2 separate regions of the Mus musculus genome follow, and region 1 is linked to region 2. Evidence: chromatin loops called from intact Hi-C (ENCODE). Cell type or tissue: heart. All regions are shown on one strand. Each heading gives the region's core, and the rest is flanking DNA. Links, peaks and the distances in the headings are about the cores only.

Region 1 (12,773 bases), core at 5,278-10,277, 220 kb before region 2:
GTTTGAGTGATCCTTCTGCCTCAGCCTTGAAGTAGCTGGGATTGCAGGTATGTGCCACCATACCTGTTCAGAAGGCGTCACTTTAAAAGTGAAAGACAAGGAAGAGGGTATTAGTAAGAAACCCTCTTAGTATTGGATATAAAAGCTAATCGAGGCTTTGGTGGACAGGATATGGCCCCCACAGATGTCAACATCCTGCCGTCGAAATCTGTGACTAAATCCAAAAAGAGGACAGTGGCAGATAATATTAAGGTGACAGAATTAATGCAGGGAGATTGTCTGGGTTACCAAGGAACCTGGTGTCCACATGAACCATCAGAGAAGGGGAGGCCAAAGAACAGATCAGAGGAAGATGACAAAAGAAACAAAAGGCAGGAGAGAAGAGTGTGTGTGAGTGTGTGAGTGCACTTGCTCACGCATGTGCAGGGACTGGATCAGCTGCTGATGCTTTTAAAGATGGAAGGAGCCATGAACTATGGAGTGCAGGTGATCTCTAGAGGCTGGGAAACAGGGTGTCGCTTTATATCTGCAAGGAACTGTATCAAGCAACATTTTCAATGATGGAAATGAACTGTTCCCCAGAAGATCCAGAAAGGAGCCTGATCCTTGATTAAGCTGAGATTTCAGTCCAGTAAGACTTTATGTTGCCTTCTGACCCATGAACTCTTGACAGCAAACTTGATGCTAAGTCTATGGTTAGTCACGGAAGTTATCAGATCCCAGTAAACTTCTGACACAACGAATATGCAAAAGTCTTAGGAACTTTGGAAATCTAGTAGGTTTGAAGACATCTTGTTTTTCTTCTACATCCTGGAGAAATTCTTGCCTGGGCACACAGAACATATACCATGGTGTTTGTAACTAAGAAAACTGGAAAGGTCCTAAGTGCTTTTCATGAGGAGAAACAATAATGCTACTGTGGTCTGTTTACCTAATGGAGTTCTGCAAAGTAGTAGAGAATGCACGGCTTCCTAAATGCACATGGGAAGAATGTAACACACTTCAGAACTCCCAGAGCTCACCAGTGACTATGAACAAAGCAACCATACATGATGTGGAGGCAGTACTCTTGAACTTGAGACTCTGGCTGCCTGGGCTTATCCTATGCCATGGATCCAATGTCACTGGACTTAGTCATGTGCCATAGGATGTGTAGCCCAGAATATGCTACAGCACTTCCTAACTTACCCACCTCACTTAACGGAGTGAGGGCAAATCCACCTGCAATGAGCGTTTAATACGATCCTGCATGTGAACCACGTAACTGTTCCTGCATCGAGCACATCTTTCAGAATAAGTGTTCTGCAACAACGGGGTTGGTTCTATTCTCAAAGTCCATTTCTGTCACTTGACAAGCACAGTCAATGCTGGTAGGTGGGATCTGTCAGTCTGGCCCAAGCATGTCAAAGGTCTCTATCTGAGGCTGAGGAAAGGTAGAGAGGAGACTGCAAAGAGCAAGGGACAGAAACAGTGCTATATCTGAGAGACAAAGACAGAAGAGGTTACACCAGGTGAACTTGCAGATTTAGCCTAGCCCTGACACTTTTTTTTTTTACAAGAGCACAAATCTACTTTTATTTATTTACTCTCCATTAGTTTAAATCCGGGATGGGTACAGCATCACACGGATTCTGTGTCCAATGGCCTTTGCAGGAAGGTTGCTTCGGAATTTGGCACGAACCATGCCACTGTTTCTGTGGGCCGAGTTACCTTTCCCCAGATCACTCTGGTTTTCTTTGGTTTACCTCCAGGAGTCACTGTATTGTTTTTTGCTTTATACACATAAGCACATCTTTTGCCTAAGTAGAACTCCGTTTCATCTCGGGTATAAACGCCTTCAATTTTAAGAAAGCCGTGTGCTCTCTCTGGTTCCGGAGACCTCATTTGTAGCCAGCAAAAATGGCCTTGCACCACAGCCTTCCAGACATACTTGCTGTTAGAAGTCCTGTTCCCAGCAGGCCCCAGCAATCGGGCCCCAAAGCTCAGCAGCAGGAACCCCCCTCTAGCCCTGACACTGAGACTGGTCAGAAAATATATTATATGAGTCTTTAATCCGAGATTCATTCTAAGTTCTTTGACCCTCACAAAACAAAACAAAACAAAACAAAACAAAACAAAAAACCAAAAAACAAACAAAAAACCCCCCCAAAAACCACGGTATTTTATACGTATATGTCCAAGTGCATCTTAGGAGGTGGGTCCATGATTTGTCTCAGATGGAGTGGTCTTCAGCTACTCAGTCAGGTTCTAGAAACCACCCTCCCACACAAGGAAAAGCCAGCTTTTCTCCATGGCCTGTTTGCTTTTAGTTCCCCTACAGATGGGATGTACCTGTGTCACGAAAGGGGTCCTGTTCTTTAGAAAACTGGCCCCTGAAGAAAGAGGTACGTATTGGAGGTGAGGCTACTTTGACATAGTCCTGGAATCAACAGGCCTAGGCTGATTCCAGTTCTAGCACATGATTTCTGTGGAAGAATGACAACACCTGCTTTGCCATCCTGATAGCACTTGCCATCAGTATCTAGCGTTAAGTGCCCTGTGAATGTCTACTGCTGTGGAAAGGGAACTTGGGAAATGGGTGGACTGCCCCAACAGACTGAAGCAGATTTACCTGACCAGATGAGGCTTAACGAATGCTTGCTCCGGCTGCTCTTGGCTCTCGACCTGCAGAGCATCCTCCAACAACTGGGCTATGACATCCCTGGCAGGGCCCTGTTCCTCTGAGCAAACTGGTGTCTTCATTTCTTGGAGCAGTATCAAGTATTTACTTTCAACCTGGCAGAGCTTGGCTTCCAGGCTAGAGTACTGGAGAGAATGCAAGGTGTTACCTCCACCCAGAGACAAATACAGGAAAAGCAAGCCTTAGGCATCACAGGCAACCAATAAGCCCAAACCAGCATGCTCAAAAAGACTAGGAAGTGAGCCTGCTGCAAAGTATAACATAGGCAAAAAGTTAAGTCAGGGTTAAAAGAGCCCACTATGGCTCCCCCTTCTTTCTAAGCAGAGAGGGGTGCTGATAAGCACAGGGACCAACCTTCAACAAGGTTAGAATGCGCAACAGAAACTGGGTCATAAGCCACTGGCTGAGGTGAAGCCTACCCCTACATGGTTACACAGGCCATGAATGCTGCCCCCTGCCCCATGCACACCAACTTTGTTAGGGCATTCTGTCCAGGCAGGATTAGTTCCTATCTGCTACCTGATCAGAAAAATCAACTTTCCCCTGGCAAATATGCAGGAATAAGGTTCTAGAAATGTGCTTGGAAGGCTGCTCAAAAATAGTACCTGCACGCGGCAGCTGTGGACACGTGCCAGGCATTTATAACTCACAGCTGGATGCCTGTGGCCCCTTAGCCTTTCCAAAGCCCTCTGCAGCCGTAATCTTAAGCCAATCCTGCTGGATCTACGGGGATGGGAATATTCTCGCCTCTCTTGTCTCACACATGTGAAACTAAATCTCAGCAGTATAGACGACTATCTAGGTAACTTTAATCTGGAGTGACCCCTATGACCTGGAGTGACCCCCATGAATGCACTTTGTTTTCATTCTGAAAACCCATGACGAAGCCCACGTGGGCGAGTTTGTCATCAACAGAGAAATTGCACTCTACATTCTTTACGTGTACTGATTGCAGCAGCCATCTTTCTCCCATTGCGGTGGCTGGGTAGGTTTTAAAGCACAACCGCTGAAGCATGGTTTCCGCCCTCCCTTCACGTGCTAAGCTGAGTCGGTCCTGACTTACCTTAGCCATCAGATCCCTCTCTCTCCTTTCTGCATTTCTTCGTAGAGCCGAGAGTTCCAAAATTTCCTTGTTTAGAAATTTATTTTGGCTTTTGTACCCTTGCAGACTATCCTGTTGGGGGAAAAAATTTTTTTTTAATCAACTGATGTGGGTTGCATGTTGGCTAATTATTCTATGTAATTAGCATCTTTGAGGCCTGCCAAGTGAGAGCAAGTTCTAAACAAATTGGAAGACATTAGTAGGAGCTTTCTGATGAATCTTTTTGGCCATTTGTGGCAGCAGGAGGAGGTGGGAGAATATTTACTCAGCAGCGCTGGTTTTTCTCAGCTGACGGCAGAAGTAAACAGGGTGCACTTTCTAACTCCAGTCACACAGTCGTTGATGAGAAAAAGCAGTCATTTAATATTATTTTAAACCAGAGACACTGACTGTATTCTAAGTAGGTTCTCATTTTTACTTATATAGTTCTATTTTTAAAAGACTATAAAAATATGCAAAAGCCCTTAATTAAGAAAGGCATGCAATGATGAACACTATGATCTGTGGTGCATCAGGGACTTTGGAGAGCACTCAAACTGTGGGAAAGCTGAAGGAGGACATTAGGACAGAGGGTGGAGGTCAGTGGTAAAGTATCTGCCTATCAGATACAAGGCCCTGGGTCCAGACCCCAGCACCGCCTCCCAAATTATCAAGAACACAGTCGGCACTTCACTGGATTGGCCAACTGTTTACTTCTGCAACATTTATTTTGTATTTAGAGAATGTAAAGGTTGGAGACAAAGGTTTTCTTTTTTTCCCCTCCTTCCTTTCTTCCTATCTTTCTTTCTGGTAAAGACAGGATCTATTATGTAACTTTGGCTGTCCTGGAACTCACTATGTGGACCAGTCTGGCTTTGAACTCAGAGGTCTGGCTTGCCTCAGGCTCCTGTGGTCACAAGTTTTCCCCTGTTCTACTAGAAGGAAGGTGTGGCTGAGCAGGGAAGAGTGTTCATGTAAAATGCCCTGAAAACAAGTTCACACACCCCTTAGATCATCCTCGTGATAAGTCAAGGAGGCTTCTAAATAAAGATGAAGGAGAGCCAACCATCTTTAAGGCTGTGGTTGGTGAAGATGCCTTATAAATTCCATCTTTTGTAACCACGTCCTCCCTCTGGCCCTGACCATTTCTACAGACTTTTCTGGATACTCCCCCGCCTCCAGACTGAACTTTCTTGAGGCTGTAGTGTGTCCTGATAAGACACGGAAGAACTAGGAAGGTTTGAGTATATAAACTAACTGCCTTCTATAGGCAGCACTAAGAGCTCTTGTAAAAAGAAAAATAAAACAAAAACAAATAACAAGCATCCAAGCGTGGTAACTCACACCTGGGAATCTCAGTACCCCGGACATGGGGACAAAGGGTTGACTTGAGTTTGAGGCCAACCTGGGCTACAGTGATTTCTGGGTCAGCATAAACTACAGCATGAAACTTTGTCTCAAAATATAAATAAATAAAATAAAGGCTGTTTTATAGTAGATATAAATATGGCATAGTAAGAGGTGTTTTGGTTTCTCACTAATCAATCCGACTGGGAGCTGTGGGGAGGGCTTAGGTGGTACGGTCGATGCTGCACAAGGATGCGGACTTAAGTCCGGTTTCCCATCACCCACGTAAAAGCCTGTGCGATGGTACTTCTATAACCCTTGTGCAGGGAGTGCGGAGGCAGGAGGGTCCCTGGGGTTCCCGGGTTAACTAGTAAGCTCTGGGTTAAGACTTTGTCTCAAAAAGTAACGTGGAACAGTATGAAGAAGAGTACCAATACCCAGCTTCCACATGCATGAGTATACGCATGCACACGCTACAGACATACAAAAATAAAGACACCATGCTGGCTTTGTGTTGTCACTAAAATGGCCCACCCACACATCCCAGCCCTGCAGCCACTGTCTCAGTGTTCACAACTCTGCAGTCCCCAGCCTGTGAGCACTCACTCAGCTCACTGCTGGCAAATGAAAGGTGCTAGAAGCCATGAAGCACACGCTCTATCATGATCTCAACGCGAACACACCTGGACTCTTCAAGGGTAAACTCCACTTGGAATGCAAACACCTAGAACCAGTGGCTGCATGGAACTACTGGGGGTGGTAGACATACTGGGGTCTGCTGGAGTCGGTTGGGCTCTACCTGATGCCCAGTGTCCCAGAGGATGCTTGCCTACCCAGGCCTGTGGGAGGCTATACAAATTAAGTCTGTGTTTGTCTTTATGTGCACAGAGGGGAAACTGACAACCTCCTTGAAGGTGGGAAATTCAGAGGGGAGGCGTGTTTCAGCTTTTTCTGTGCCAGGGACAGGAAGAACTGAAAGTGTCCCAGGTGATGACAGCAATAGCAAGGGTGTTGGACGTACTCAAGGCAGTTCCTGAACATGCCTGGGATTTGAGCATAAAGTTCTGCCCCTCCTCCCCAGCTCTGCCCTTACTAGACCAGCCCGTTACAACCAGACCTCTAGGGGTCAGCGGGTATGGAACTAAGGACGGAACTAACTGAGTTTGCAATGTGTTTGCAATGTCTATCCAGAAAGCCAGCCCACAGTCTGCCCTTACTTTTAGCCTGTCCAGCTCCAGCTGGTCCTTGCTGGCTGGGATGGCCAAAGGAGAGCTGGGCCCCAGGGTGGGTGATGACACGCTGCCCTCACAGGCGCTGAGCTTGATGATGACCTCGTCCTTGGCCTGGATGGTCTCCATCAGCATGCCGAGCCGCTCGTTGAGCTCGCCCACCTTGCTCTTCAGCGTCCTCACTTCCTGCTGGAGGCTTTCCTTCTCCAGGCCGAACCTCTCCAGCTGGCCGCTGAGGCCCAGGATCTGCTCGTCCTTCTGGTGCAGGAGCTCCAGTGTGTCCCCGGGGACCCCCTGGCTGATCTGGGGGTTCGTGAAATACTTGTCATATTGGGATGACCGGACTGTCTGCTGGAGCAGCCGAATGAGCTCCTAGGAGCCAAGAAGACAATGAGGTGAACGGTAAGAAAGCTGGGGTGTGGGGGAGAAAAGCAGAAATCATGAGTGTTATATAAGCAGTCACTGGAATCTGAGGAAATGCAGAAATAAACTCCACTGGAAACATTTTAATGTTGAACTTCCTCTTGAAAGATCTCAAAAATAGAGAGGGGAAAAAATGTACTCCACAAATACAGCCTGAAGAGAACAATAATAGGAAACGGGAAATAATGGATGTGCGTGCTGTAATTAGCAATGGTTCCTGGCACATGCTTATCGGCGCTAAGGGATCTGTGAAGTACTGCGTGGTGGCACATGCCTATAACTCCAGTGCGGGAGCAGGGGGATCAACTGCTCCAGGGCAGCCTAGATGACACAGTGAGATGCTGTCTCAAAAATAAATGAATAAATAGAAGTGTATATGTGTGGGGGGGGAATGGGGAGGGGCAGGGTAGGAAGATGACTCAGCAGTTAAGAGCACACATTGCTCTTGCAGAGGACTTGAGCTTGATTCCCAGAACCCACACTGGGAGGTTCACTGAATCGGACATTGGTTTCTGGCTTCTGTGGATGCCTACAGTTACATACTCATACATATAGCTAAAAATAAAATTAAAAGGGGGAGGGGCCAAGCTTTATGGGTTACTGTGCTGCCTAGCAATTAGGTAGAAGGAATTCTTACCAGTTTGGAAAAATTGTCTGACGGGATGTGCAAAGTTGAGGGAACTCGAGTCTGAGAAACCGGGCGTGGGTACTGAGAGGAGCACCTTGTAACCTGTCTAGGGTCATGGTCTAGGGTCATTGAATAAACACGGGCATAGCTCAGGGCACAGGATGGCAGCCCAAGAGCATGAGCCTCAGGGAAGGGCTCCTGAGTCTCTGGCCCACCGAGGGCACACAGAAATCAAGCGACAGTTACCTTCTGACTGGATAGGTCCTTCTTGAGTTGCTCCAGCTCCTCCTGCTGGCTTTGAATCTGCAGCTGCATTTCGGGGACTGGCTTAGTGGGACCTCCGCTGCTGCCTGATGATGTCGCCGTTCCCTCGAGCAAAGGATCACTACTGCTGTGGCGGTTTTTGTATGACCCAATTATATCTTTCAAGGGGCGCTTTCCTTTGTAAGGGTTCCGTCCAAATTCAAAGGGGAATCCTGAACTAGCGACTCCTATATTTAAAAATAAGAAGTTTTTTTTTTTTTTTTTTTTTTTTTGAGCATGTCAAACCTTCTGGTATTCTTACACATCATCCTGAGGGTTGTGGACTCATCAACCCATGCAGAAAGCAGGGCAGCTGGACATGTCTCCTTGTCCTGCTTCACTGTACAGAAGCCCCGAGAGGTCTAAAGCTGCAGAGTCTTTGCTGGACCACTCTTTACAGAAGACTATAGTATGAGTATCACGAAGACAACTGAGGCGCACCAGGCAAGCCCTGGCTTCTTACTTTTACATTTGTTTTTGGCTAAAAACAAAAACAAAATGGATTTTTTAAAAGTCTAAATACACTTTTTAAAGTGAGACTTTATGTATAAGTTGACCCAAATAATTCAAATGTACACTCAAAAACACAAGCTTGAGGCACAAAAGTACTACGGCCTTTTGATTATTTAAAGCTAGGGGAGACAAAGGCATCGGTGGCTCCCTGGGGTCACGCAGAGACTGGAAGACTGGGTGGGTGGCAGTACCTGGCACCCAGGTGGCACTGGAGGCCTGGTGTGCCTGATATGTGACAGCTCACAGAGGCACAAGTGCACAAGTGCTTTCGGACTTGGGGCCTTGTTTGGATCTAGCATGTCTCCCAAAGGCCCATGTGTTAATGCCTTAAGCCAGCAGCTTGCTGGTACTGATGAAAGCTTAATATGAAGTCTTTTAGACAGTGGTACCCCGGGCTGCCTTCTCTCTTTTGCTTTCTGGCCACACAGTCCCACAATGATGCACTTCTACAGGCACAAAGCAATGGGTTCAGGTGGTCATAGAATAAAATCTCTACGACTATGAACCAAAATAAACCGTTTCTCTACATAAGATGGCTTCCCTCAGCTACCTGTTACAGTAATAGGAATACAACTAATCTAACCACTTCTCCAGAATCTATGATACTATGTTCTCTTTTTTTGGAGTACTTATCAAATTTCTGTAAATAAAGATGGTGTGTGTGTGTGTGTGTGTGTGTGTGTGTGTGTGTGTGTATGTTTCTGAGACATGCAATCCTCCTGTTTCGACCTCCCTGGCCCCAGAACTACAGGTATATGACATAATGCCTGGCTTAATAAGTACAAAGTTTCTTCAGGCAGCACCTCTGTGATGCACAGAGGCATAACATATCAAATCTCCCGGAGGAGGTTTGTAGCTGCTTGGACATCTGTTTCTTGCAGCCCTTTACAAACCTTTAAGAATCATTGCCCACACCCCTATCACCATCCCCCTCCTATAACACAAGGGCCTATGCTTTATGCTTCTAGGGACTTGCCAGTCAAGAGTCTCCTCTATCCCAGGGGCAGAGAGAGCAACAGGGCACAGGAACACACACACCTTTACTGCCCTCAGGCATCGGCTTCTTCCTCTCTTCTGGTACCAGGGACTCCTCCAGGTCCTTAGGAGGCGGGTCTAGAAGTTCCCACTCTTCATTGGTGTAAAACACGGTCCTGCGACTCTCACTGTGCCCTCTCCCAGGACGGAATGATGACATTGAATTTCTATTTAAAAACAAGAAAGGGCAGAGCAAAACACGGCTGTATATAGGACTGGTAAAAATGGAGATCTGATAATACCAAATGTTGGTAAAAATACAGAAAATGAGAAAATATGCATTGCCAGTATGAGTATACACCGATACTAGTATCTCAGGAAGTAGCAATGCAAAGTTAAATTCAAGAATTTCTTAAAAAACACCCCCCACCCCCGAAAAAACCTTATTTAAAAAAAAATCACACATTATGATTAACCAGACCCAAAGCCTATGCATCGCAGGGGACTTCTGTAGGTTACACTAGCTATTCTGAAGCTGGGTGCTCCACATTGGACTTTATACTGTCATCAGTGAATAGATTCCTAGAACTGCCTTTCTCAAGATGCCAGCATTCCTAAGAGACACCACAACACAGACTGCATTATCCATGTTAACCACTCCTTGCACTGATGGTCGCCTGACTGTCCGCAAGAATGTAAAGAGAATCTAGTGGGGAAGTGTGACTATAAGAACTGGTTATATATAGGAAAAAATAAACTTGAATCTTACCTCACAGCACACATACAAACTAGTTCAAAATATACCATAGAGGCAGGTTGTTGTGGTATACTCCTGTGATCCCAGCACTTAGGAAGCCAGGCAGAAGGTTCCTAAGTTCCAGGCCAGTCTGGGCTATACAGTGAAATCCTATTTCAAATTAAAAACAAAACACGCCCCACCAAAACACAAAACTTCTAGATGAAAATAAAGGAGAAAGTGCTTTTGACGTTTAGACTTTCTTCTCCTTTTGTATGTATATGCATGCATATGTATGTGTGTGTGCATGCATATGTATGTGTATGTGCATGCATATGTATGTGTGCACACAAGCATGTCTAGGCCACAGGCCAACTTTAGGTATCTGCCTCAATCACACACTGCTCAGCTTATGTTTTGAGACAGGGTTTCTCTCTGAACCCAAGGCTCACCTACTTTGCTAGGCTAGGCAATGAACTGCAAAGATCAGCCTCTCTCCAGCTCCCCAGTGCTGGGGTTACAGACACATATCTAGCTTTCTACACGGGTCTCTTGGGTCCAAACTCAAGTCAAGTATACTTCCTCCCTAAGCCATCTCCACAGCTCCACATTACACAGACTTCTTAAAGAGAACTTGAAAAGTACAATCTATAAGACAAGATGAGAAAAACTGAGTTTATGAAAACCTTTCTCCTTTGGAAAATATTTGCAAAATATATACCTGACAAAAGGCTCATATTCAGGATATTTAAGAATGCTTAAAGTTCAATAAGATGAATAAACAACTCAATTTAAAAATGATCAAGAGACGAGAAAAGTAAATTTTAAAAAAGGAAGAAAGAAAAATAAAAATACACGCAGTTTTCTAACTTGTAAAGTTGGACTTAAGATTTTCTTGTAACAAACTTTACGACCGTTCCAAAGCAATACACATTCACTGCAAACCATAGTCAGAAGCTTGCTTTTTCCTGGGCTAGCGATGTGCAGAGAGACACGGAGCTGGGATTAACTTCCAGTGAACCGCGAGACAGTAAGTGTGAACTCAACAACAGGTCCTCTACAGAGTGCACGAAGCTAAGCCAATGCACGTTTGCCTTTTAGTATTTTCAATTTATGTTTGGGTTTGGTAGGACATACTCCTACCATGTAACCCAGCTTAAGCTGAGGGGCAGCTGTCTAGGAATGGTCAGTAAGATAACATCAAGGTTGAAGAGGTGGCTCATCGAATAACATCACCTGCTGCTCTTGCAGAAGACCCCAGTTTGGTTCCCAGCACACACATGGCAGCTTGCCACCATTTATAACTCTTAATTCCAGGCATCCAACCACTAGGCACACATGTGGTACACTGATATACATGCAGGCAAAACACACACATAAAAATAACATATAAATATACTTTAAAAAGCATCACTAGTTATCATACATTAGTTAAAACTGCATCACACCTCCAACAGCTAAAGTTAAAAACAGCAGCTAACTGCCAGCGTTTGGGAGGATGTGGAGCAACTGGAACTGGCCAGTAGTGTTGCTGGGCACGTGAAAAGGAGCAGTCACTTTGAAGAGTTATGTCAAGTCGATGATGAATACAACAGGTATAGGCCACAAGAGCTCATTTATTTTAAACCCTTACAAAAGCACAGCTATAGTTCAAGAAAGCAGCCTGGAGGTTGCCTGAGGCCAGAGATTAAGGGAAGGCTCATGAGGGAACATGCATGTATTCTCATTCTCATTCTCTCTCCCTCTCTTTCCCTCCCTCCCTCCCTCCCTCCCTCTCTTTCCCTCCCTCCCTCCATCCCTCCCTCCCTCCCTCCTTCCCTCCCTCCTATCTGAAATAGGGTCTCACTACTCAGTTACTACAGCAACTCTGGTTGCTGGCCCAGAACTGCATAGATAAACTAAACTGGCTTCAAGTGTACTGAGATTTGCATGCCTCTGCCTCCCAAATGCTAGGATTACAAGCCTGTGCCCTGACATGCAGCAATACATTTTGATTATAGAGGTGTTTCTATGGGGTGTAATTTTCTAACACTCCTCAGCCTGTACACCTAACGTAACTGAGTCTTACAGGCCACACCTCAATATGGCTGCTAAAGCAGGAGAGAAAGCCGTGCATCTCTGGTGTTTCCTGAAGCGGGCTGAAGGTGAGAAGGGAAACTAGAGAGTCTCCAGTTTGAACGAGTCAGATGGCACTGTTGTATGAAGTAGCTACATTTCAGTACTTTATTTTTGGTGTGTGTTGTTATGTGTGTGTGTACACACATATATGCAATTGTGGTTTCTTGTGCATGTATCTGTGAAGACCAGATGTCAGGATCAAGTATTTCTCTATTGCTCTTTGATTATTTTCTCTCTCTCTCTCTCTCTCTCTCTCTCTCTCTCTCTCTTTCTGCTAGAGAGATGGCTCAGCGGTTATGAGCATCAGCTGCTCTTGCAGAGGACCTGGGTATAATTCTAACACACACCCACTGGCTGCTCCTGCCTGCCTGTAACTCCAGTTCTAGGAGAGATGATGCTCTCTTCTGGTCTTCGTGGCACCAGGCAAACACGCAGTACACAGACATACATATACCCAGAAGAGTCATGCTCATAAAATAAGGAGGGAGGAGGGATGTGTACCATGGTGTATGGGGGGAGGAGGCCAGAGGACAGTTTTCCAACTCTCAGGTAATCAGAGTTGGTGGTGGACACATCTGTCTGCTCAGCGTTATCTCATCAGCCCTTTCCACGTTTTTATTTCTAATAAAAGGTTTCGCTGAACCTAGCACTCACTGTGTTCACTAGTTTGGTTGGCCAGAAAGCTTTTAGGTGCCCCTCCCCAGGCCTTGGGCTACAGATGCGGACCCAAATGCTTGGCT
Region 2 (12,773 bases), core at 4,815-9,814:
ATCACATGGGACAGCTTACCTCTACATTTCTTCTTGAGAGTTCTACCTAGCTGTCTGTGGTCCAGGTACTAGGTACTAGGGTATGTCAGAGAGATTTCTAGCATTTCTGATATCATGCATACTCTGTGACTTGCTTGCCCCTGTTATGTACAAACCTAAAGTTCAAGTTTGCAGTTTGCACACATCAAGAGTCTGCAGATCCAAAAGAAGGGCAATCAATTTGGGTATTCTGGCTCTTAACCTAAAGTGACTAACAGCCTTCTGTTTTCCTTTTCTCCTTCTCATTCTCCTCCTCCTCCTCCTTACTCTTCTCCTACTTATCCTTCTCCTCCTCCTCTCCTTGTTCTTCTTCTTCTCCTTGTTCTTCTTGTTCTTCTTGTTGTTCTTCTCCTTCTCCTCCTTCTTCTTCTCCTCCTCCTCCTTCCCCTCCTCCTTCTCCTCCTCCCTCCTTCCCTTCCTCTTCCTCCTCCTCTTTCTCTTCCTCTTTCTCCTTCTCTTCCTCCTCCTCTTTCTCATCCTCTTCCTCCTCCCTTCTTCTTCCTTCTTCATCTTCATCTTCTTTTGTTGTCAATAAGAGAGCTAGATCTCCTGGGTGACAATATAGCCCCACATGAGGAGGAAGGAATGGAAGAAGTACATGAACAGAGCTCCTGCTTCAGTTCTTTCTGTGTGCCAGAACACTCTGTCTCTGCCTGTATCTGTTTCTGAACGAGGATAATTTTGACATAGTGTGTCTTGCTAAAAGTAATTTTATTTATTAAATAGTTAACAAATGAAAAACAGTGTTCCTAGCAAGATTTTGCTGAAAGGACCCAGATATAGCTGTCTCTTGTGAGACTATGCCAGGGCCTAGCAAACACAGAAGTGGATGCTCACAGTCAGCTATTGGATGGGTCACACGGCCCCCAATGGAGGAGCTAGAGAAAGTACCCAAGGAGCTAAAGGGAACTGCAACCCTATAGGTGGAACAACAATATGAACTAACCAGTACCCTGGAGCTCTTGTCTTTAGCTGCATATGTATCAAAAGATGGCCTAGTCAGCCATCACTGCAAAGAGAGGCCCATTGGACTTGCAAACTTTATATGCCCCAGTCCAGGGGAATGCCAGGGCCAAAAAGGCGGAGTGGGTGGGTAGGGGATTTTGGGGGTGGGCATGGGGGACTTTTGGGATAGCATTGGAAATGTAAACGAGGAAAATACCTAATTTAAAAAAAAAGAAAAACAGTGTTCTATTTCAAGCAATTTTTTTTGAAATTTGCAAATTTATGTTGTTTCTAATGTATCACCACTATTTGAATATTTGAGTGCTAACACTATGAAGGAAAAGTCTTTATATTTTAATACCCTCAGTGGCATATTTCTCTGAACAAGGGATATATATTTTAATTTTATACTGAACCCTGACAATTATAAGTGAGAAGTTGATAGAACTTACAAAGGAAGAGAGAAAAGGAGGAAATGAGAATAGGGTATCATTCACACACATGCACACACACAGGAGAGAGAAAGAAAGAGAGAGAGAGAGAGAAGGAGACACAGAGAGATACAGAGAGACAGAGACAGTGAGAAAGAGAGACAGAGGGGAAAAAAGGGAGAGAGGGAGAGACAGAGACACACTGAGAGACACACAGAGAGAAACACAGACATACACAGAGTATCTACCACATTAATACTTATAATTGTGAAAGTACTTACTAAAATGTCTGCAATACAAATATGGGACAAAAATTATTTGCAATATCAGCTAATTATTGCCAGTAACAGTGGCTTTTATGTTGGAATCTTGAGTTATATTGTTAAACATTGAATGTGCTCTGTGTTCCTGTCTAGTTGCGTTCAACTGTGCTTTGATTTTGATGCCCTTTTCTGACACTTTTATGCCATTACTTAACATTTTGGTAATTGGAGACAAATGCATTTCCTAAGAAGCAACGGAAACAAAAAGTCCACAAACCATAGAAAACAGGGATCATGTTCTGCACTGTAATCAGAGCTATCAAAGAAAGCCTTATTTATGCAAGAATGAAGTTGGGAGAAAAGTTACAGTCAGTCAATTGCTTTGTCCTTTTGAAAGAATCATTTGTAACAAGCCAATTTTGATCAATTATATGGACATTTTGTAAAATTAATGCCTTTTGTTAGTATTAATAATAAATGTACTTCTGGAGCAGGACTCGAAAGATGGGAACATTGGGAGTGAGTTCCACTACCCAAGGATACTGTTGTGAGATGCAGTGCAGGTTAATGGGCAGTGTGGGTGTTAATGCTGGGAACAAGAATAGAAGAAAGGGCAGGAAGTGAGCTGTGGGGAAGGCTCATTAAGTGCTCTTTAAAATGTCAGCAGCTAGAATTCGTTCTTCCAACTCTGTAGGTATGTACAAGGCAGGGTTTACTCTCTATCCTTGTGCTTAGGGAATAATAAGGCAAAGGTTATGAAGTAAAACTTTACTTTTCCGATGATTCTTTCCTAATTTGTTTCATGCTTACTATTAAGTAGAGAATTCTTACTACCATGTATTTCAGTTCTAACATTTAAAAAGTAACCTTACCGTACATATACATATACATATACATATACATATACATATACATATACATATACATATACATATACATATACATGTGTGTGTGTAGTTTATGTATGCTTAAGATAGGATCTGGATATGTTGTTCTGACTAGCCTGGAACTCACCGTGTAGATGAGAATGGCTTCAAACTTGTTGGCAATCCTCCCTGCTTATGCCTAACATCATGACTAACTTTTGTACACATGTTGACATACTAGGAATTCGATCCAGGGCCTTGGAAGCATTCAACAACTGAGGTAAATCCTCAGCCATACTCTTGTTTCTTCTGTATAGTCAACTTTCTGAAATTCCAAAGTAGAATCTGTCCAGTTTATTGTACTATTTAAAGGAAAGCTTCCTCTATTACTTTGATTTAGAAAGGTTAGGTAACTGCAAATTACAGAGCAATGCAGAGAATAGCAGGAAGAAAGAGAGAGCTTATTTATATGCATGTGGCAATGTACAAAAGAAGTGACTCCCAGAATAGAGATTGGTATTTATAACCTGACCTAAGAGAAGAGTGGAGAAGGGGCTCCTATGGAAAGAATAAATGAGTTTAACAGGAGAAGACAAAGGTGCTCTGAGGGAAATAAATAGAAGTAATGACAGTTGATTATAGTATTTCTTTTTTTAAAATTAATTAATTTTTTTACATTCCATATTTTATCTCCCCTCTATCCCCCCTCCAACTGTTCCACATCCCATACCTCCTACCCACCCCCAGTCTCCATGTGGATGTCCCCACCCCACCTGACCTTTAAACTCACCTTCAGTCTCTTGAGGGTTAGGTGCATCATCTCTGAATGAACACAGACCTGGCAGTCCTCCATTGTATGTGTGTTGGGAGCCTCATATCAGCTGGTCTATGCTGTCTGTTTGGTGGTCCAGTGTTTGAGAGATCTCAGAGGTCTAGATTAATTGAGACTGCTGGTTCTCCTACAGGATCACTCTTCTCAACTTCTTTCAGCATTCCCTAATTCAACAACAGTGGTTAGCTGCTTCTGTTCATTGGTTGGGGGTAAATATCTGCACCTGACTCTTTCAGCTGCTTGTTGGGTCTTTCAGAGTGCCGTCATGCTAGATCCCTTTTTGTGAGCACTCCATAGCCTCAGTAATAGTGTTAGACCTTGGGACCTCCACTTGAGCTGTATCCCACTTTGGGCCTGTCACTGGACCTTCTTTTCCTCAGGCTCCTCTCCATTTCCATCCCTGTAATTCTTTTAGACAGGAACAATTATGGGTCAGAGTTGTGACTGTGTGATGGCAACCCCATCCCTCACTTGATGTCCTGTCTTCCTGCTGGAAGTAGACTCTATAAGTTCCCTCTCCCTACTGTCAGACATTTCATCTAAGGTCCCTCCCTTTGAGTCCTGAGAGTCTCTCCCCTCCCAGGTCTCTGGTGCATTCTGGAGGTTCCCCACCCCCCTGACACCTGCAACCTCCTATCTCCCGAGGTTGCCTGTTTCCATTGTATTTTTCATCCTAATGGCAATTGGGTGCACCAAACTCTGGTGCATCCAACTTCATAAAATAGTACAGCTGGAATTAAAGATAAAGATTAACTCAAACCAATAAGAGGTGCTTTAAACATACTGCTTCATCCAGTAGGCAGAATGAACAGAAAAACCTCAGAACTAAATGACATCTTATATTGAATGGACATAACAGATAACTACAGACTGTTTCCCCGAAGCAGCAAAGAATATCCAGTCTGTTCACCATGGAAATTTCTCTAAAATAGACCACGTATTGGGACACAAAATGAACCTTAACAAATTCATAAAAACGGAAGTGATTCTATGTGTTCTATTAAATCATATGAAGTAGAGTTTAAAACCAACTGTAAACAAATCTACAGCAAGCACATACACTTGATGGGGATTAAAGAACTCATTACTAAATGCTGAATGGGTCAAAGAAGAAGTTGGGAAGAAAGTAAAATAACTTTCTTCAACTAAATGAAAATGAAAACACAACGGAGCAAAACTTCTGGAACGTGATAAAGGTGGTTGTAGAGAGGGGACTTTGTTTCTCCAAGTGGCTGAGGTAAAAGATCAGGAAGAGCATAAATGACCTAATAGTGTAAGTCAAGAATGTGGGAAAACAAGAAAAAAACCAAATTCAAGTCCAATAGACAGCATGAAACAGCAGAAATCAGTGAAACAGAAACAAACAAAAATTCAACATAATGGATCAAAGAGTCTAAAACTGATGTTTTTTTTTTTTTTGAGAATATAAAAAGGTTGGCAGACCCTTGCCTAACCAACCAAAACAAAGAATGACATGGCCCAAATGAACAGAATCAGGAAGGAACAGGAAACATTACAGTAGACACCCTCACCCCCTAGAAAAAATCAGAATAAGAGAATAATTTAAAAACCCATACTTCTTTAAATTGGAAATTCTTAAAGACATGGATGCGTTTTTAATTCACCCAAACAACCAACCAAGAAGAGAAAAATATGTCAAAGAAATTCATAATAAAGGAGGACACTGATTTAGTAATAATAATAATAATAATAATAATAATAATAATAATAATAATAATAATAATAAATCTTCCTATTTAAAAAGCCCAGGCCAGATGGATTCACAGCAGAATTCTACCAGACTTTCAAAGAAAGTCTACAACCAATACTTCTAAATTATTAAAAGTGCCCCCAATTGGAAAGAAAACCACAGCTGTACACAATGCAGAGATCAATGGATTTGGGGGAGCTCAGCCCTAAGAGACATCTTCTACAAAACTCTCACATCTAAGGCGCAGGGATCGCCAGGGAACAAGGGGTAGAATCAGACAGGGCAGCCTAAACCCAACGTGTCAATAGAAATGCTGATGCAGGGTCTGGAAATCTCAATGGGTGCCAACCCCTAGACAAAGAACTACAGGCAGCTCTGGACTTCAGAGGAGTAACAGTCAATTTCCTTGTCCCTCTGAAAGAATCCATTGCAACAAGCCGAATGTAATCAATTATATTTGGACATTTTGTAAAAGTAATGCCTTTAAAAATATATATTAATAATACGTGTATCACAGGAGTAGGACTTCCAGCCAGGAAACACTGGGAGGGAGTTAAAGCAGCAGAAGGCGGCTCTCCCAAGGAAGAGACCCCTGACTGCTTATTTAATACAAAGTGGTCAGCCCTGGAATTCCATGCACATACACAATAGGAACGCCCTCAGGAGATGGTTTTTTATAGATTTGTGCACATATACACATAAATATGTAAAAAGAGAAAAGAGGTCATCAACTTGAGAAGGAGCCAGAGGGGCATGAGGGGGACTGGGGGAGAGGACACAGGAATCGTCAGAAGCAGGAAAGTAAAGGGGGGGGGGAAGTGATGTAATATTTTAATTAAAATATATTAAGAAACATAAGAAAATGGGACTCCTCTTTTTTTTTTTTAATCCGTTGAAGTTCTCAAATACCTTCAGTTTAAAACCACCATTTATTCTGAGATTCTGTTGTGTTGCTATACAACTGATACAGGGATTAGCCATCTTGGAGGCTATTCAGGATGAATTACTCCACCCCATTGTCAACTTTCAACCGCACTTCCCATTCCTGTGGTAAGTCTAGGAAGGTAAACACCAGCTTTGTCATGCCTTAGGGTTCACATTGCTATATGAAAAGGTAGAGGTGTCTGTGCTATGTTGAAGCCCATTAAGATAAAGTTACAACATGTATGTCCAAAGACTGGGATCTAGGTTTTACCACCGACTCTGTGTAGAGATAGATATGACATTTTAAACTACCCAAAATGTGACATGCTATGGTTCACTCCTTTTAAAAATGGACAGCCAGAGCCTGACAAATACAGAGGCAGATGCTCATAGTCAACTGTTGTACTGAGCACGAGGACCCCAATGGAGGAGTGAGAGAAAGGACTGAAGGAGTTGAAGAGGTTTGCAACCCCATGGGAAGAACAACAATATTAACCAATCAGACCTCCCCAGAGGTCCCAGGGACTAAACCACCAACCAAAGGTACACATGGAAGGACCCATGGCTCCAGCTGCATATGCAGCAGGCATCAATAGGAGGAGGGGCCCTTGGTCCTGTGAAGGCTTGATTCCCCAGTGTAGGGGAGTGCCAGGGTGGTGTGGTGGGAGTGGGTGGGAGGGAAGGTATGATGGGGGGTTCTGGAGGGGAATCCGGGAAAGGGGATAACATTTGAAATGTAAATACATAAAATATCCAATAAAAAACAAAACAAAACAAAAAAGAATGGACGGCCCAGATTGTCAGTCACTTTGAGAGAATACCATCCTTCAGGAAAGATGGTTCACTTGAAGCCATGCTAGTGAGATGAGAGGATTAATTAGCCCTCTAAGAAGACTTATCCTTTCAGAAAAGCTCCTTCCCCCACAGATGGTTTAAGAGTCTCTATCAAGTGGTACTCTGGAGACTGCCTGTTCTGAGTTACTCGAAGGAACCCGACCTTTTGCATTTCTCATTCTTTTCAGAAATCATTTATTCTTTCAGATACTAGGCAAAAACCTAAGTATGCTGACGCTGACACTTTGAGCTTCCCCAATTCTTTCCCTGAAACCCATCTCTTAGTGCCACAGTGTGTTTGCTTGATTATCTCCATTGATGAGCCTGCCTGGTTTCTTGGCCCAACTCAAATCGGGCACAACCTCTCTCTTCTACTCCACCTTGTGGTAGCTGCAGAGAGTTACAATCTTCCTGCCCAGTATTTGTCTCCCAAACTTTAAGAGTTGTTCTTCAGCTTTCTTGTGGATCTATTTCCTAACTCTTTTATTCGTGAGGCCAAGAACCAACTGACAAAACTGCAATTTATTTGTTAATCTTAAAATGCGATTTGTTTATATAAGACAATATCATTAGAGCAGTAGAGTCATGATAAGAGATACATTACACTATAAAATTTAATGTTAAATACTTAGATTTAATAAGATTTCCTTCCAAAATATATTCTAAATAAATATGTATTAATAAAACTTTTATTTCATTTATATAATAGTAATAGGAACCATAAAATCCTATAATCTCTTTTCCAAAATATTCTTAGTATAAAACTTAAATGAAAGTTCCTCGTATGGGTAGGCTATATGTAAAATATGTGATGTATATGTTTGCTTGGTCTTTCAAAGCTGTCTTTTTGTGTGATTATGTATTTATACACTGTTTATGTGTGCTTATGTTTCATATATCATTTACTTGGTATCAAATTGGCTCATGAGTAAGTTCTCATATAAAACAGAGCAGTTAAATTAGCCCAGCTTAAGGGGAAAAAAAATTCAGCTTCAACTGCCCTGAAAGGCTAAGTAAGCTTGGCCACATGTCCAGGATGTCAATCGAAGAATACTTGCAAAGTATGAAAAAGGAATATTGAACCAATGTGATCACTTTGGTAAAACAAAGACATGGCTAGTGGCCCTAGATCTTTCTTTGGGGGAAATTAACATGTTTTAAAATTTAAATAACAATTTAAAATTTTTTTCTTAAAAGAAAATATATGTATCTAACCCTGCAGCTCAGCCCAGGATGTTGTCTCCTGGGTCCTCGTCTCAGTTCTGGGTCTGCAGCACGGCCTCTGCTCCGTGAGGGCATACATGAAGGATGATCACTTTCCATGTAAGGCATCGTTTTTCCTATCAGAAAACTTCCTTCATCCAAGATGACCAACTCATTATTGCAAAGATCAAGATGGTAACTTAGAGCTGAACTTAAATGTTTTATATATTTGTTTGAATGCTTTAAAACAAAATATTTTAAGGTTTTAAAAGATATTTTGATACCACTGTCACAACAACACAAGAAAAGTTTTCAAAGTACGTCTTAGAAATAATGTAAGATATAACTTCAAACATTTGAAAAATGGCCGTTTGAAAAAAAGCTTAAAGACATACAGAAGACATCTTAAAACATCTTAAATTTTACAGGTAATCTTAATGTATTATGCCATGATAATATATTTGGAATACTGTTCATCTCCTTAAAACAAAAGGTATTTTAAAGTGCCTGCTGTAATGACTTAAGTCTTTGACAAATAATTATTCAAATTGACTTATTTTCCCATATTATAATTGTTACATGTTTAAAATACCACACACATGTTTTCTATGAAAACATGGTACAGCCTACTGCAGTTTCATCTAAAATTATAATGTTAAAATTTGTTTGCTAGATCTTTTGGAAACAATAACAATAATAATGATAAAAACTATTATGTTTTTAAAAAGGGGATACAAAGGTTATAGTTATGAGATATAATTGTGGCAATAGAAGTTTAAAAAATGCTTTGTGATAAGAAAGAACTTTGTACTGCAAGATAACGATTATTCCAAAATGAAAATGGATGAGAATAATGTAAGATTAAAGTATCTTGTAGAAATATTGTGAAAATAAAGCTTGAACAAAGCGAATATGGTTTAAAAGTTGAGCATCATACAAAGGTTGTTAATTTTTAAGGTCAAATTTTAATATGAGATAAAATCAATGTTTGATTCTGTGTTTGCAGCAGTGAGGTTTTCTTAAGAATTAATCTAATGTTTATATAAAAGACAGGCTTAGAACAACAAGGGCTTTGTTGTATTCTTTTATTAAATGAGACATTCAAAACATTTGATTAGACTTTTACTTTCATATCTTATACTGGGCAAAGCTTCTGCTTGTTAGATAGCCATTGCCTTATGAATATCTTGGACAATTCCTACAACATTAACATAACAATCATGGAACTTGCTTTAGTGCACAAATATTTAATCTGTTTATAAACTTTAGCCTATTAAGCAAATAATACCTATAAAATGTCAAAATTAACTAAAGCTCTAGCTTCTTCCTAAGATTTACCCTTTTTGGTAAACATTCATAATCTCTTTAAAAAACAACTCAGAATTGTTCCTGTCTAAAAGAACTGCAGAGATAATAATAGAGAAGAGATTAATGGAAAGATGATCCAGTGACCTGCCCAACTTGGGATCCGTCTCAAGGGGAGGCTCCAAGGCCTGACACTATCACTGACGTTATGATGTGCTTATAGACAGGAGCCTAGCATGGCTGCCCTTCAAGAGGCCCAACAAGAAGCTGACTGAGACAGTAGCAGATACTTACACCCAGCCATTGGACTGGAGTCAGGGTCCCCTATGGTTGAATTAGGGAAAGGCTAGAAGAAGCTGAGAAGAATGGCAACCCCACAGGAAGACCAGCAGTCTCGACGAACTGGGACCCCTGAGATCTCTCAGACACTGAGCCAGCAACCAGGCAGCATACAGGAGCTGGTCTGAGGCCCCTGACCTATACAGCAGAGGACTGCCAGGCCTGGGATCAGTGGAAGAAGATCCACCTAACCTTTAAGAGACTTGAGGCCCCAGGGAGTGGGAGACCTGGAGGTAGTGGGAGGGAGGGCATCCTCTTGGAGACAGGGAGAAGGAGGAATGGGATGAGGAACTATGGGAGGGCAGACCAGGAGAGGGGCAATGACTAGATTGTATGAAAATAGAAGTAAAAAAAATTAAAAATCACATTTTAAAGAAAAACACTATTATAAAGGATTTTAAAATCTATTTTAACTGTCATAACTAAAAATTCGAAATTACTTAAAAATATTTTCTAAATAAAGGACAAAGAAAACCAGATGGTTTCATCAATTGAAAGAAAAAGGCATTGCCTCAGAATCTGGAGGAAAAAAAGATTCTCTCTGTATATTCTTACTTACTCTTTCTTACTCACTTGTGCACCTAAACCCAAGGAAGTGAACTTTTAAATTCACATTTCTCACCTCAGACCTGCCACCTTCAATTGAAAATTGATATTGGAAAATATTCATCTTCAAAAACACTGATAATCAAACATTCCAAGTTAGTAAAATATTCTCCTAATTTATGCTTCTTAAGTCTTTTATAATTAGATGGCTTTAAAACTGGTTATTGCCTTAGTCACAGTTTCTATTGCTGCAACAAAACACCATGCCCACAAAGCAAGTTGGGGAGAAAAGTATTTATTTAGCTTACACTTTCATATCCTTGTCCATCACCGAGGGAAGTTAGGACAGGAACTAAATCAGGGCAGGAACGTGGAAGCAGGAACTGATGTATAGGTCATGGAGGGGTGCTGCTTACTGACTTGCTTCACATAGTTTGCCCAGACTGCTTTCTTGTAGAACCCAGGACTACCAGCCCAGAGATGGAACAACCCACAGTGGGCGGGGCCCTCCAGCACTGACCACTAGTTAAGAGGGAACAACCCACAGTGGGTGGGGCCTCTAGCACTGACCACTAGTTAAGAGGGAACAACCCACAGTGGGCGGGGCCCTCCAGCACTGACCACTAGTTAAGAGGGAACAACCCACAGTGGGCAGGGCCCTCCAGCACTGACCACTAATTAAGAAGATGCTTTACAGATGGATCTCAGGAGGACATTTCTGTAATTGAGGCTCCTTCTTCTCTGCTGATTCTAACTTGTGTCAAGTGGACACAAAAAATGAGCCAGTATAGTTATGTATGATATTTAGCATTTTATTTAGTCTATTACCTAAGTTATAAAGTAATGGTAATCTAGGTTTTAATAAAGTTATGATGAGTATATTATGTCCTTAATCACACACACACACACACACACACACACACACACACACACACACACACTGTGTTGGTAGGATTGTTTTCTTACCCAGAACCCCTGTCTTATTCCAAACTAGTTTTCAAATGAATCAGAGTCAGTATCTTTGTAAAAACTTTTTTTCACCTTACTCAGTATAATATGAATAAAAGAAATTTAGTTTTTAAATTGACAAAACTTAAATCTTCAAAAAAACCTCCCTCCATTTTGGTGATAGCTATATTTTTGAAATAGAAATAGTTTTTTCAATTAATAAAAAGAAAAAAAGTATTAACTAGGTCCAATCAATTAGGTTACTTTGTTTCTGTTAATATTAAAATAGTAATGATATTTAATACACTAAATTAACAATGTTTAATACAATAAATTAAACACTGTAAAAGGCTCTAAAACATGTTCATATGCTTAAAAAGGTAACTTTAATTCCATCTGAAACTCAAATTACTTCTTATCCTAATTGTACAAAAGAGATGAATCATCTCGAATAACAACATTCATGAAACATCATACTACATTTCTGATGTTTCTAGATAAAATGAACATCTAAGGTATCCTATAGTATAATTAATGAAAGTTTCAAAAAATAATTAAGCAATATATGTATTTTACTAATAAAACTTAAATGGACAATACTACAGTGATTAATTCTATTTACATTTCTAAGCATTAAAATAAGAAGTAAGATTTGGTTATGTCTACAAGGATCATTAAGTTCTGATTTCTAACAATTCTGATCTTTTGTTTCTGTTACTGCTATTAATATTTGGTGCACAATAAGACAATCTTGTTAAAAGCAATTAAAGGGATATTATATTGTTATCTATTTCCTCTATAATGTGGCTTTCCATTCACTTTTCCAAACCAAGTCTGGCTTAACAAACAGAACAATAGAAAAAAAAACCACATATGTATTCACAGATAAGAGCTCTTTTAATTTGAACATAGAATAGCAATCTTTCCAAAAGTTAGGGCTAGCAATACATGTGAGGTTATGGCAGATATTAATCATGAATCATAAAATACAAATACCTACAATTACAGAAAGATATACAGTCAGCCAAGGTTTTAAAATGTTTACATTTTGGTTGCTAAAATCCTTTTCCCTTCATCTGTTATCCTTGCTTCTTTAGGCCAGACAGTATTTTTTATTACTTCAGTTTTTGGTACATTAGTCTTTTTTAAAAATAAATAAATAAATAATTAATTAATTTACATGCTGATTGATTGCTGCCCTCTGGTCACCCTGTCCCCTAGTCACACGGTCCCTCTCCCCTCCCTTTCCCCTTCTCCTCTGAGAGGCTGAAGGACCCCCAACCCTGGCACATCAAGTCTCTGCATGACTGGGTGCATCCTCTCCCACTGAGTCCAGACAAGCCAGTCCAGTTAGGGGAGCGTATTCGACAAACAGGCTTTAGGGATCGCTCCCATTCCAGTTAGCGGGGATTGTAGGTTTATATTTTTCAAAACCTACTTTGATAACTATACTTAAATGCTTTAACTTCCCTTCTAGCCCACCACCCACTAGAAGTAGTGGAAAGGAAAGGTTAATAACAAGGCAAAAGAGGATGTAGACCTGTTATCTAATCTGCATTGCCAGGATATCAGCGGTTCAGTTCACAC

What was found. Peaks named below come from ENCODE experiments on the same cell type or tissue, not always from the same donor. Only the 100,000 strongest peaks of a DNase experiment are listed, where the experiment ranks them.
Region 1: a loop joins it to region 2, with 3 times the contacts of the local background. A loop is called at or near these places in 6 of 42 quality-filtered maps.

Annotation. Positions count from the first base shown.
Region 1 is chr9:90,219,696-90,232,468 of GRCm38, forward strand. It overlaps Tbc1d2b (TBC1 domain family, member 2B), which reads right to left. Exons shown (of 13, transcript NM_194334.2): 4 at 9,243-9,406; 5 at 7,635-7,879; 6 at 6,326-6,709; 7 at 3,744-3,854; 8 at 2,612-2,805. Among named protein-coding and RNA genes, the nearest start is that of Tbc1d2b, 45 kb to the right of the region's middle. In heart, for the core only: a CTCF peak has its summit at 7,709 (motif pointing left); DNase peaks (open chromatin) are centred at 6,556, 6,966 and 7,636.
Region 2 is chr9:90,439,951-90,452,723 of GRCm38, forward strand. No RefSeq gene overlaps it. Among named protein-coding and RNA genes, the nearest start is that of Gm39398, 13 kb to the right of the region's middle. In heart, for the core only: a CTCF peak has its summit at 7,231 (motif pointing left); no DNase peak of the experiment used is centred there.